Linked DNA regions of Mus musculus: region 2 is linked to region 1. A link is a contact called in ENCODE Hi-C or POLR2A ChIA-PET data. All regions are on one chromosome and are shown on one strand. The core of a region is the stretch at or near the end of the contact, and the rest is flanking DNA. Distances in the headings are between cores, read along the strand shown.

Evidence for each region. Hi-C counts contacts between places; a loop is a spot of excess contacts on that map. ChIA-PET counts read pairs that join two places held with the same protein, here RNA polymerase II (POLR2A).
Region 2: a map of heart shows a loop between it and region 1 (4-fold over the local background). The contact joins the promoter of Clasrp here to the promoter of Ppp1r37 in region 1. A Hi-C loop is called at or near these places in 2 of 37 maps with a recorded cell type or tissue (gastrocnemius and heart). POLR2A ChIA-PET finds 5 or more read pairs at or near these places in 3 of 5 experiments (Patski and embryonic stem cell).

What each region holds. Positions count from the first base shown.
Region 1 is chr7:19,558,542-19,565,544 of GRCm38, forward strand. It overlaps Ppp1r37 (protein phosphatase 1, regulatory subunit 37), which reads right to left and starts at 3,857. Exons shown (of 13, transcript NM_199149.3): 1 at 3,270-3,857. The coding sequence starts at 3,489. It overlaps Gemin7 (gem nuclear organelle associated protein 7), which reads right to left. Exons shown (of 2, transcript NM_027189.2): 2 at 6,408-7,003. The coding sequence ends at 6,738.
Region 2 is chr7:19,598,680-19,605,932 of GRCm38, forward strand. It overlaps Clasrp (CLK4-associating serine/arginine rich protein), which reads right to left and starts at 5,807. Exons shown (of 21, transcript NM_016680.5): 1 at 5,733-5,807; 2 at 4,511-4,626. The coding sequence starts at 4,609.

The DNA of each region.
Region 1 (7,003 bases), core at 2,607-5,106:
GGGCTGCCTCTATCAGGGGAGCACTGGCCAGCTCCCTCTCCCAGTACCCACATGCCCAATGTGCCTCTTCCACTCACGACTTCCACCACCGCCCTATTCCCCAATCTCACTTTCCGCCCGCACAGCTGCCTCCAGCTCCCCAGATATGGCATCCTAGCCTCTCTGGCCCTGCTTTATAGACACACAGCCAGGACACCTCCCCCCCAACTTCCATCTCAGGCTGGTCACACTGCTACAAAACTCCAGGTGGGGCTGAGTAAGTCAGCTCCCATTCCTGCTGAGGGCACCAAAGAGGAAATAGAAAACAGAACACCAATGGCCCTGGTTTTACAAGGAAATGGATGGATCCTTAGATCAGCTCACTTCAAGGGGCCTCCAACACCAGGCTCCTGCAAGGCCTGAGGGGGCTCTGGCCCTCAAATAGGCACCTAAAACACCAAATACCCCAGCCAGCACTGCTACCCTGAGTGAGGCTGAGTGGGAGCCAGTACTGGTAGACCCAGTCCTTCAGAGCTGCTCCCCTACCCCAGGTTTCCTTTACTTCCCAACACCTGCAGGCCCAGTCAGCCTTCCATCAGTCTCCCTGAGAAGAATGGATCTCAAACAATTCAGACCCTCCAAAGACTGCCACTAGGGGCACTGTTTGGGGTCGCTGCTCTTCCACAGGACCATGGCTTAAATTATATACCCCTATGCTATAGAGGGTCCACAGACCAACTGTGACACACCACCTGCCACCCCTGATTCAAGCTGAACCATCCTCAGAGACCCATCTCTCAACTGGGCTCTCGACAATCTTCTGGGCCCATCTAGCTTCCCATCCCCAACAGCTCCCAGGCCACTGACAACCCTGCTGTCCTCCTGGGCACCTACCCCTAGATGCTGATGGTTTTGCAAATCTCTCTGTCCACGCTGGCCACCTTCACAGTCCCTTCCCTAAGCTCATTCCCAGCAAGAAGTCATGGCTGGCTCTCTACTCCCTCCACCAAAAGGTGAACAGCAAGTAGTCTCGGCTGTCACTCTGGAAGGCTAGAAGAATGACCGTCTCCCTGGCCTAGGAGTCACCATTAACTCTACCTGTCACCCTTAACAGCAGCAATCCAATTAGCTGCTTTCCAGGACAGGAATTTACAAGAGCCTCTTGTTTAAAGCTTACAACTCAGAAATTAGCACCTCCATTTGCAGACAGAGAAACCGGAGGCATGAGGGGAGAAACCAGCTTTCTCAACAGCAAACCTTGCAGGTATGGGGGGTCATGTGTGTCATCCTAGAACTTTGATGCAGGAGGACTGTCAAGCATCAGAAGACAGCTGAGACTACACAAGTGTGGCACCATGGTAGAGTGTTTGCCTAGCAGTAAGGGAGCCCTGGACTCTATCCCCCACCCTGCATAAAATGAGTGTTAGGACATACCTATAACCCTATCATTCAGGAAAGGAAAGCAGGAAGGTCAGAAGTTCAAAGTCACCCTTAACTATACACAATCTGTGCTACATAAGACAATCGTGTTAAAAGAACAAAAACAAAAAACAAAACACCTTAAACTTAATTCAAAAATTAATAAAAGGCTCTGCCTTTTCAGAAAAACTGTGGGCCAGAAACTGTGACCAACTCTCCAGGTGCCCTGACCTCCAGGCCTCACCATCTGACCCTCACCCTGGAAGGTTCTGACTTTGGCCCCATCGAAAAAGCAAGCTCTTTCCAGGCTTCAATGCTGCCTTCATAATCATCATGGGTTTAGGAGCGCTCACTCTCACCAGGCACAGTTCATGTGTGATGTCACTCAGTCTCTGGCAGACCCTGGACCACTGCTCCTGTCAGTCACTCTGGGGGAGGGTGGCTCTGAGGCTCAGGGGAGCCAGGCAAATTCTCAGTGGTTGCAAAAGACAGCAAGTGGGAAAGTCAGAATTTGACCCAGCTAGCCTTTCTTTTCCCTCTTTTCTTTCTTTCTATAGTGAAACAGGGCTTCCCCATGCAGTTCAAGCCCCCCCTAGAATGTCTACTCTATGATCCAGCCTTAGCCTCTAAGCGCTGGGCTCACAGCTGCAGACAGCCACACCAGGTTTCTTAACCACTTCTGAATGGCCGCTCTGCTCCCCCCACCCCTTCCTGCTGCGATCTTGCCACAGTGGACAACAGGCTGCCGCCAGGGCCCAGTGGACTCTTCCTGTCCTCAGCACCAGTTCCAAGAAGTTCAGAACCCAAAACAAACCACCCAGCCCTGGCAGGCTCCCCAAGCCAAGTCTAAATTAACCTCGGTCTCTTTGATAATTACTAGTCAAACTGGCATTTATGGCGGGCTCCCAGTGTATCATTTCCTGCAACCAAGTCCCCCCCACCACACCCCCACCCGTGCCCACATACATCAAAGCTACCAGCTGCCCACTCTGCTGCCCACAGCCTGGCAGTCGTGTCTGTCTGTTCCTGGACAAGCAGGTTAGCTTCCATAGAACACGGCCAGTGGGTGACCTCACTTCACAGGCTCCACCCAAGCAAAACACAATTCAGCTCAGAAATGGGATTAGCCTGTGTCCATCTCCCCAGCAACCTTTTCCCTTTCAAAGCCATCAAAGCCAATGCACTCCTCCAAGTGCCCGTCCAGTTCCACCTCCCCACCAACAGGCCTAGATCTTAGATCTTCCCATCTCCCAACATGTAAGTCACCTTCTGTTGAGTAGGGAATACTGCCGAGTCCTTCCCCAGGTAAACCCTGGTAAAAGCGGGCTCCGCGTTCTGCTGCCGAACCTTACTGCGGAATTCCTCGCACACAGGCAAACTGGCCACCTCGTCCTCTGCTTTACTACCTGCTGCCTCTGACCCTCCTTTCCCAGTCGGAGGGTTTACAAACTTCTGTACAGTCTGGGTTTATTTCCGTCCTCGTTTCAGCCAAAAGAGCAATGGCCATAGCCGGCTACGCTTTGCCTCCTGGTTTACAGACCAGCTGCTTCGCTCTCACCATCCCGTGGACTCAGGCACTTACCTTTCCCCCAATACTATAACCAGGCTCTCTTCATCTATCCCTGAGTGTACCATGAACTCAAAGGCTGGCTGCCAGCCTCCCAAACTCCCAAACAAGGTTAGGCTTTGAAAACCCAGTCCTGTGGACCTTTCCAGCTCTCCCGCCAACCCCTCTCTGCCTCCAGCTCTAACCTAGGCACCGTTGAAATCACCAATAAGTACCATTTGCCGCGGGCCACCTCCGTGGGGGTCGGCCCTATGGCGGTCCCACCCGCCTCTAGGCTCTCCCCCGCAACCCTCGCCAAAGCTACCGTGTCTCCAGGGGTCTTTGGGCTCCACCGCTCCAGACACGATGTCCTCGTCAGATGGGAACGTGACACGCTTGGCAGCAGCCTTAAGGCGGCCATCGGCCGGGGGCGAGGTCCCGGTAGGAGACTCAGCTTCGGCGGAGGCCTCCTCGGTCTCGGCCTCCGCGTCCGCGTCGGCGTCCGCGCCCGGCCCGGGCGGAGCCTCCTGCGGCGGGATCTCCATCGCCGCCGCCTCCTCCTCCTCACGGGGGCCCCGGGGACATGCCCCGGGCCCCGGACTCGTCTCTCCGGGTCCTCCCGCCGTTCCGGGGCATGGGCTTCGCCGCTGCCTCAAGCGCCGCCTCCGTCCGCTCCGTTCGTCGTCGTCGTCGTCGTCGTCGTCGCAGTCGCCGGGAGCCCCAACGCGCCTCCGCCGAGCTCCGCGAGTACCTGCTCTTCCGCAGCCACACTTTCGCTACAAGCCGAAGGGCCCGCTGCGTACCGAGAAAAGCATAGCACCGACTCAAGCTTTTGCTCTGAAAAAAAACCGTGTCGAGGACGACAGGAAGACCGGAACAAAGAACAGTAAGCTCCGCGGAAAAAAGAAACGTGACCGGCGAATCTGCAGAGCCAAACTGCAGAACACAGAGGCGGGGCCTATGAACGCTGTCTCCCGGAGCGCCGCGCATGCGCGAGTTCTAGCCGCCCCCTCCCGCCCCCCACAAGCCAAGCTGTCAACAGTCAGGCTCCCGCACATTCGTCACAAGCCCAAGTAATTCGGGAAAGGATTCAATACAAATCCTATAACCGCGGCCTGCGAGAGGGCTGTCAGCGGCTAAAGCCGTCTGAGTTCGTAAAAATAGAAGAATCGCCTCCACAAAATTGTCCTCTGATTTCTACGCGTCTACAAGAAATGAGTAACTTAAAATATAAAATACGGATCAGATATTAATTAAAAAACCACTTGCTGGACATGGTAGTGACTCGCCTTGTGAACCGAGCCTTGGAGAGGCTGAAGGAGGAGGTTGCGAATTCGAGGCTAGGCTGGATTACAAAGGGAGCCTCAGACAAGCAGGTGCTACAGCAGGAGACCCTGGTGGGGCTAAGCCAAGTACTGGGAGCAGGATAAAGTGATGGAGGTGCTGAGAGCTGAGAGCCAAGCTGAATATCGGATGAGTACGTACAAGTGACAGAAGCGACAGAAGAGCACACTTTAGCACAATTTTCGTCAAAATTGTATCAAATGTAAATTACAATATTAGACGAGTCTGCTAGGTATTCATGAACCTGCTATAAAAACAAAACAAAACAAAAACTGGGAGCAGGAATTCCAAAGGCTCGGGATGAACCAGCTGACCAAACCTGAGCGAGCCTAAGCCACACCTCCAAGGGGTCGATTCCAAAGCTCAGGATTCATCTGGGCACTTTCGCTTTTCCTTCTCAGCTCATTAAAGCCCACTGGCACAGGGACTGAAACCACAGAACGGGATTTGAGGAGGGTCGAGCACAGCATTGCCAAGTAGAGAGCTAGGCTGGAACTGGAGGGAGGCTCCAGTGTGAACTGATAACTGAGACCACTGCTAAGGGTAGCTGCTTTCCTCTTCACAGTTGGGGGTTAGCACACTTTGGAGACTGAGAAGTACCAAAAGCCCCTATAATTAATGCAAACCTTCAGTTACATTCTGAACTCCAAAAGGCATTAAGTGGGCTTTGTTTGGGGGGGGAGGGTTGGGTTTTGTTTGGTTTTACTGGTTCTCATGTAATCCAGGCTGCCCGCTGACTTGCCATGTAGGAAAGACAGGCTTTATCTCTGGCTCCTCCTGCCTCTACACCCCCTTCCCCACACCAAATGCTGGGATTACAGACTTGGGTCACTGTGCTTAGCTAGGAACTGCTTCCAGATATCATGTACTGAAAGATTTCTAGTGACAAGGGGCTGAAACAGGGGACACAGACTCCCTCACTAGACGGCTAGAGCAAACTGAGGAAGGGTAAAACTTCAACGCTAACCACCAACCTGCAGCATTTGCTCCCGGGCACTGGCACGGCACTGGCACACAAGTGTGACCACCACCACCACTCCCAGTCCCCTCCGTGGGAAGACAAACCTGCAGGTGACTGCAGTGGACCACATCACCAAGAGGGAACCTTGAAACCTAGTGTAAGCCAAGGCCCTGTCTAGGCCTTTTCTAGTAAAAAGCCATCCTTGCCCACCTCGGGTCAATTTCTTATGCAGAGATGAATGTCAGCCATTTGGGGAGGATGCCAGGAGCAGTGCAAGCCCTATACTTTTATCTGGACGCCTCAGCTTCATTGCTTAGATAAGCCCCACAAGTTTTAGCCTGAGATAGCTACACTACTAACTTTTAAAGACTACAGCAGAGGGTGGGAAGACAGCTCAGCAACTCCGTTCCAGAGGGCCTGAATTCTGCTCTCAGCACCCATAGTTCACAAGCACCTGTAACCCTAGCTTTGCTGACTGCCTATCTTTTTCTGGTCTCCGTGTGCACCCACACTCCCATGGCACACAGACATAAACACCTCCATTTAAAAATTTTAAAACAAAGAAATGTTAAGCATGGCACCACTCTCCATGGGATACAACTAAAGAGAGAAGCAGAAAAGCTGAGTATGGTGGCCTGACCTGTAAGTAATCCAGCACTCGGGTGGCTGAGGCAGGAGGATTGTGAATTCCAAGCCTGCCTGGGCTACACAGCCGGATCCTGTCTTTTAAAAAAGGTTGGGGTGTGGTGAGAAGATGGCTCAGCCCATTAAGTGCACTGGCTGATCTTGCAGTGCACCCACAAACAATTCCCAGCACCCACATGGCGGCTCACAACTATCTCTTACTAGTTTCATTGGACCTGGTGCCCTCTTCTGGCCTCAGCCATCACTGCATGCATGTGGTATGGTCACCCATGTAAGCAAACCACCCATATATATAAAATAATAAATGAAAAGGAAAGCCAGAGCCAGATTTCTCTAGATGATGATTTCTTTGGCGGGGTGGGGGTGGGGGGGGATGATGATGATGGAGAAACAGCTTGAGAGGCTCAACTTCGAAAGCTCTTTAGTGCTCTTTGCGCGCGCGCGCACACACACACACACACACACATACATACACACACACACACACACACACACACACACACAGCAGCCTGCAAGGCCAAGCCTCAGGAATTTATTTCTGTGACGCTCAGTGTGTGAAGCAGAACACTCCTTCCAACAAGAGAGATCTAGAATGTCTGAGGTTGCCGTCCCCCACTGCCGCACAGCCTGGCCTTGAGTTTATGATCTTCCCACCTCTTCAGAGCCAGGGTTATCTGCATCCTGCACCAGGCAGTATCTGGTTTGGAGTTCCTCTGAGTTCAAAGCCAGAGTTTGTTGGAGATTGCTTTGGAAGTCCAGGAAGGCGCTGAGAACTCTATGTCCCAGGAATAGTCAGAGGCCTGGGCTACTGTGGCAATGCCCACAGGAAAATGGCAGACAGTTTTACAGCTTGAAAGAATAGGAAATTATGTCACTACATCGAAGCAAGGCCTCGGCCTGTACACCTATGGGAGTCTGCAGTTGGGAAACGTAGAAGTTGGCCACATCCAGGTCTGTGGCTCCAAACTGGGCGGTCACATGCACACCTTCGTGCAGCGTGAAACTCACAGGGTGCCCCACCATGGCTAGGAGGCTGCGGAGGTAGCGCTCTCGCAGAGTGGCTCGGGCCCGCTGTTCCTGTGACTCTGGGGGATCTTGAATATGACCTT
Region 2 (7,253 bases), core at 4,557-7,056, 42 kb after region 1:
ACAGCACTGTTTGTAAGAACATCCCCGGCTCAATCTCTGCACTCCTCAAGACACCCATTTCCCACAGGAGGAAAGGCGGCAACCACGGGCCTGCATTTGAACAACCACCCTAGCATGAGCAGAAACTGTCCGACTGCAGACAGGTCTAACTCCTTTCTACCTTTTGCTTATTTTTTCCAACTTTAGGATAAATGTTACTGTGGTAAAAAGTACCTAACATAGGATCTATGCTCAACTATTTCCATTTTAACTTCTTTGCTGCGCTGGGGATTAAACCCAGAGCCCTGCTCATAATAGGCAAGTGCTCTACTCGACTGATGTCCAGCCCAGCCCTTAACTGCTTGAGTGCACGGTCTATCAACTAACACACACCTGTCTGTGTGAACTATGCTTCCCATCTTACAATGGCCTCATCTTCCAAAGTGCAAACTCTACCTCATGAAGAACACCCCTCTCTCCGCACCCAGCCAACAATTGCCACTCTCCGTGTTTACATCACCTGGCATGCAGAAACCAGACATACTGTCTTTCTGATTTTGGGGGTTTTGTGTGTGTGTGTTGGGGATGGAGGGGGATGCAAAGGTCTCACCATGTCTTACTATAACCTGGAACTCACAGAGCTCCAGCTGCCTCTGCTCCCAGTGTGTCACTGGCTTTGTGCTCCACACTGGATGTAAATAGCTTTTCAGTGTATGTATACAGTCACTTTCCTTTTTCCACTTTCACGTGTGTGCATGTTTGCACGAATGTGGGCATGTGTAGGTGCGCACACTTGTGGAGGCCTGAGGCGCATGTCACTCTCCCACCTTGTTCACTTAACCATGGCCTCTCACTCAAACTCAAAGCTAGCTGATGGGGTGATCTCGCTAGCCGGCTTGATCTACGGAACCAGCCTCTGCCTTCCCGAGGCTGAACGCCAGGCAGGCCGCCATGTGAACTGGTCCTCGTGCTTTTGTAGCAAGTGCTTTAAGCACTGAGCGATCTCCCACAGCTTCTTTATTCACTTATCCACAGTTAGTTTCCTCTAACTCTTGGCTCTGTGAGCCATACTCTAAGAATCTTCCTGAGATGCTAAATCCAGGCTGAGTGGAACATTTACCTGGCATGGATAATCTCTAGGTTCCACCCCCAGCATCAGAGGCAAACAAATCAACTGAATTCACTCTTACCACCAGGCTGTGCTCCCTCTTGGCTCAGATGGGGCAGCAGTCCATATGGGCGTGTTCCCTGTCATTCAGTGCCTCCTATTACGCTTCAGCACGTACTAGAAGATGCCCAGTCCCAACAGCTCAAGCTCCACCCTCTAAGGCTCACAGTTCAATGCAGAGGACAGCCCTGCCTCCATAGTGATGACCTTATATACAGGGAATGCCTGGCCCAGGAGAGAGACTTATTTCCCACCTGTGCCTCAACAGGGGATTGTAGTTCTTTTCCTTTTTTCCTTTGAGACAGTCTCACTATGTAGCCCTGTGTGACCCGAAACTTGCTATAAAGATCAGGCCTCAAACTCAGAAACACGCCTGCCTCTGCCTCCCTTTAATGCAAGAATTAAAAGTGTGCCACATCAGGTCCTGTAGATCGAAATTCTTTATTCAAATCAGAGAAAAGGCACGGAGGCACACACTTGTAATCCCAGCACCCAGGAGGCCGAGGCAGGAGGAATTTGAGTTGGAAGGGTAGCCTGGGCTACACAGTGAATTCTAGGTCAGCCTATATGACTTAGCAAAATCCAATCTCAAAAGGGAAAACGTTGACAGGACCAGGAACAATGACAGAAAAGTCGTAAACCTTGAAGAGAGGAAGTCACCCAGAAAGACTGGGGTTGCAAATGTAGCTGCACACAGACCAGCTTGAGCAGGCAGCCACAGCCCAGCCTGGTTTCCTCCCCTCACCCCTACTCCCCCTACCCCACCCCAGCAGCCACAAGCAGTGCCTGGCCGTCTCCCACAGCTAGGCTCCACACATCTGGATGCGGGTCACATTCCCATCCTGGACACTGGTTGCTTGTATGGTCCACATCACAAAGAGCCCCACAGACACTTGTTGTCAAGCTCTTCCTGTCACCCAGTGAGGACTGTTCTTCATCCATGCCCTGAACAAAGGCTCAGGAGGCTCCCTGCCAACAGGGAGGCGAGCCTGATCTCCCCTCTCCAGGCTCCCCTCCGTGTCATCCACCCATTGGTCCGAATCCAAATTCCACTCTCCCAGCAATAGCAGGGGCTATGAGTGTGCTATTTCTCTTTCCTTTGTGTGTATGGGGTGGCACTGGCTAGGCAAGCACTCGCCATTGAGCCACATCTTGGCCCTATAAGTTAACCCTTCCTGAGCCTCAGTTATGCAAACCATGACACACAAGCAGTGTGGCCATCTCCTCCCTGCTCAGACATTCCTTCCTGGCTTAGGAAGCTAATGCCACTTAAATGGCTCTGAAGACCACATTCAGGAAGCTGCTGCCACATGACACAAGTGACACAAGGAGTTCTCTCTGATATGTTGTCATGCCCCCCCCCCAAGAGTAAAGTCACCTCAAGGGAAAACCTACAAATCACCCAACAGGCAAGCAGACAGGGTCTACACATCCGAGCCCTCACTCAGCCTGTGAGGGAGCTGCACCCAGTTGCTCTCCACTGGCAGGCCACCCATCTCTACTTCCAGACTCAGTGGTCCCCTCACACCTCTGGCCAAGCCTGCCTGGAAGGAAATCTACATGCCTGCTCCCTGGAGGCTGAATGGGCCTGTGGGACTTCTAGGTCATCAGGACAGGGGGTTATGGGAAAACACCCAGAAAGTCTCTCACCAAGGAGCATGAGAGACCCTGTCCCCTTTCTCTCATTTCTCTGGGGTGAGTGGAAGGGAGACACGAGAGCCAGAGCCTCCAGAGCTCTCTCAGACCTCAAGAAAAGATGGAGATGAGATAAATGCCTGCCTTGTGAAAGCCATTTGCTTATATTTCATTCCTGTTACAGCCAAATCAATTCCACACAGTGTGTCATTTTGCACACAGAAGGAAACATTAGGCAACAGAGAGAGTGCCAGGAGGCCAGGATACTTCAACAAGGAACCAGGCAGAGAGCGGAATAGCACAAATCTGGAGGAGAGGTAAAGATCAAACTAAGGGCCAAGCGGCTCAGCAGCAAACTTGCCTGTAACCTACCACAACAGCAGGGTACGATTCAATGTTAGAGCTCTGGCCCAGAATGCCCCAGTGAGGGGCTGGGGCCTCTTTTTTTGGGAGGGGGTAGCGGGGGTTTGAGACAGGGGTTTTTTTTTTTTTTTGTTTTTTCTAGACAAGGTTCTCTGTATAGCCCTGGCTGTCCTGGAACTCACTCTGTAGACCAGGCTGGCCTCGAAATCAGAAATCCACCTGCCTCTGCCTCCTGAGTGCTGGGATTAAAGGCCCACATCACCACTGCCCAGCTCAGATCTGGGGACTTGACTCAGGGGTAGAGCATCTGCCTGACACTAGCCCTTTCCTGGCTTTCATTCTCAGCACCTCATAGGGAATATCCAAACTATCTATGGCCCTGAAAACTATAGTAAAGAAACTGGCCTTCTCCCACAGCCACGGGATTCTGAGCAAGAGAGAAACGGGGCCAGGTTTACATTCACAGAGACCTCTCGAGTCTGCTGAATGGGTTTCTAGAGACAAGATGAAGGCAAAGGGAACAGAGAGACTGGGTAGCAACACTGTAGTTAATAGGATGTCTACAGGAATGTCATCTAAAAGAACTGAGCCAGGTAAGCAATTGTCATTTCATGCTGGGGACAGTCCCAAAACCAAGCTGTATCTGTGATGGCAGATATGGAAAAGACCAGCAAAGATGTCCAAGAAAGCCATCCAGGGGCCTCAAGGACTTTTTGGTCAAAGCATGGAGTTTGGTTTATCTTTTCCTTTGCTTTTCTCCTAAAGCAATGGACGTTATCAAACAAGAGAGGGGACAGGTCAGATACCACTGATGAGTCTTGATGGCGCTACTGCTAGATGCCAAGTCAAGCTGCAAGAATGGCTGAGTTGTTCTGGGCACTGGGAACACATTGATGGAGGAGCAGAGAATGTTCCAGAGGCCTGACTCCTGAAATGTTCAGAGAGCTAGAGAGTCTTTTGTCTTTGACACCAGTGCACCGGGACTGCACCAGACACAGCAGACTGAGGCAAACAGAAGCCCTCACGTTTACACCAACCACTATGCTGAAGAAATGACTATGGCTGAGCATGGTAACAACACACACCTGTAAACACAGGCAGGAAGAGTATGAGTCTGAGGCCTGCCTAGGTTACCTAAAAAGACCATCTACCTAACAAGAGACGGGGTAAGGGCAGCTCAGGTGGTGCACTGCACGGCCCAGACTTCTATCTCCAACACCATAGAAAAATGGCCACAGTGGAAGGGGGTGTGGGGGAAGACGACTAGGATTGTGAGGAAAAAGAGCTCTTGCCTTGACACACCTCCAAGCCCAGGGCCCTTCCCTCTGGAGCCCGCCCGCCCCACACTCAAGTCTGCTCACTCACAATCTTCTCATAGTACTCCCGACGCCGCTCCGCCCTCTTCTTGTAGTCCACCATCATGCCTCGAAGTTTCCGCTCATGCTTCCGAGCCTCGTGCCACATGGTGCTGAGGCTTCTGCCTGAGGGAGGAGGGCACCAGACATGTCAAAGGGACTATAAAGACCACGTGGGTAGAGTTACAGTCCTCTGACATGTTGGGGTTGATCCTGATGGACTAAATTCCAAGTCCCATGGCTTCAGGGGAGAGAGAGACCCTGCTGCAGACCAGGACGCTGAGTGCACAAAAGGACTCCTAACAGTCCTGTGGCAGTAGCTCCAGAACTATGAGAAAGCTCTCTGTGACCTAGGTAAGATCTTCTCCTGGGAAAAAAAATCCTCCTAGATTCTGCTCGCTAAAGTCCATATGAAAGACTATAGAGTAGATAGCCTTTGGAAGGCTGATGCAGAACTGTCTTGAGTTCAAGGCCAGCCTTGGTTACACTGTCCAGTGTAACCTAAATATGGAGATCCTACTTTAATTAAAAAAAAAATGGCTGGGAGTGATGGTGCATGCCTTGAATCTCAGCAGTGGGAAGGCAGGACAGGCAGATGTCTGAGTATGGAGCCAGCCTGGTTTATGTACTAAGTTCCAGGCTAGCCAAGGCTACATAGTGAGATGCTGTCTGGAAAAATAAAAATGGAATTTTTGAAATAAAAGGAATGTCTGAAACCGATCCGTAGCTGCCAGGGCTGGGCTCACAAGAACCCCTAAGATCCCTCTGCAGGAACCATGCATGGTACGGGAGGGGGGTGCAGCAGTGTTGTAAGGTAGGTTAGTGGAGAGAGGCAACAGCACAGCCCAGACACGCTTGGGGAGGGGGGTGAGGCCAGGTGAAGGGCGTGGACAGAGGATGAAGATGGTCAGGCGGCTGAGCTCTAAAGGAGGGACGTGAAGCCGGCCAGGCAGGCTAAAAAGAGAGAGTGCGGCCCTGGGCCGGAGCGATGGGTGAAAGACAGGGACGGAGCTGCGTCTGGGGACCAGGGTCCGTGCCGAACCCCAAAGCCCGGATTCGGGCCTGAGGAGGGGCGAGGGGCGCAGCCTGAGGCCTGTCAGGGCGGAAGCAGGCGGGGCCGCCGTCGGGGCCCGGCGGACACCCACGGTGATCTCCGGAGCGCCTCGGACAAGGATGAGGTCGACTGCCACCGCTCGGAAGCCGGGAGGTCGGGGTCGGATGCCTGCACTCACCGGCCAGTCGCCGCCTCCCACTGCTGCGCTCGCGCGCGCTCACGACCCACACCGGAAGCGGAAGTGAGAGGTTGAGCGAAGGAGAGAGGCGGCGCTGCACAAAAGGCACTTCCGCGGTCGAGAGGAAGGGCTCTGGGATGTGGGCGTGGCTCTCGCGATTATGGGCGGGGCCTGCAGGGTGGCACCATCTGGGACCTGTCCTAAAAGTGAGAGCTTAAGTAGAGGAACCCAGAATTCCAGACACGTTTTGTTGTTGTTTTTAAAGATTTATTTCTTTTAGGGGCTGGAGTGGTGACAATCGATTGAGAACTGGAAGCTCTCGCCAAGGTCCTGAGTTTAATTGCCCGCACTCACATAGGGCTCACAACCAGTCTCTTTTTTTTTTTTTTTTTTTTTAAAGATTTATTTATTTATTATATGTAAGTACACTGTAGCTGTCTTCAGACATTCCAGAAGAGGGAGTCAGATCTCATTACAGATGGTTGTGAGCCACCATGTGGTTGCTGGGATTTGAACTCTGGACCTTCGGAAGAGCAGTCGGGTGCTCTTACCCACTGAGCCATCTCACCAGCCCAACAACCAGTCTCTTAACTGTAGTCCTATGGGATCCAGTGCCCTATTCTGATGTGCATACATGCCGAGAAAACACCCATATGCATAAAATACAAAAATAGAAAAGTCTTTTTAAAAGATTTATATTGCCGGACAGTGGTGGCACACGCCTTTTAATCCCAGCACTTGGGAGGCAGAGGCAGGTAGATTTCTGAGTTCGAGGCCAGCCTGGTCTACAAAGTGAGTTCCAGGACAGCCAGGGCTACACAGAGAAACCCTGTCTCGGAAAAAAAATATTATGTGTATGCCTGAAGGTGTATGTTTCTCTGAGATGTATACACACACATATATATTATATAATTTTATTTAATCCTATATGTACATATATATGTATACATATATGTACGTGTATATGTATATATAAATATATATGTATACACACAGACATATATGTGGGATTAATAAAAATTATCTGTAGGTTGTGTTCAGTTAATTCAACAATAGCAGGCTAGGAACAGAAAGGCCAAGAACTCAGTAGATCAGTAGATGCTCGGGCTACAAGGCTGGATGCCTCAGCTGGTCTTCAGTATACACTAGAACCACAGAGAAGGCTCTAACGCCAGTGAAGGAATGGACTTGCTAGCAAGACGATGGCAAGCAGGCAAATACCTAAAGCTTCCTTCTTCCACATCCCTATATACAATCCAGCAGAAATCGTGGCCCAGATTAGAGCTGGATTAAAAGTGTGTCTTCCCATCTCAAGATCCAGATTAGAAATTGAGCTTCCAGGGGCTGGAGAAATGGCTCGGCGGTTAAGAGCACTGACTCTTCTTCTGGAGGTCCTGAGTTCAATTCCCAGCAACCACATGGTGGCTCACAACCATCTGTAATGGAATCCAATGCCTTTTTCTGGTATGTCTGAAGACAGCGACAGTGTACTCACATACATAAAATAAATAAAATCTTTTT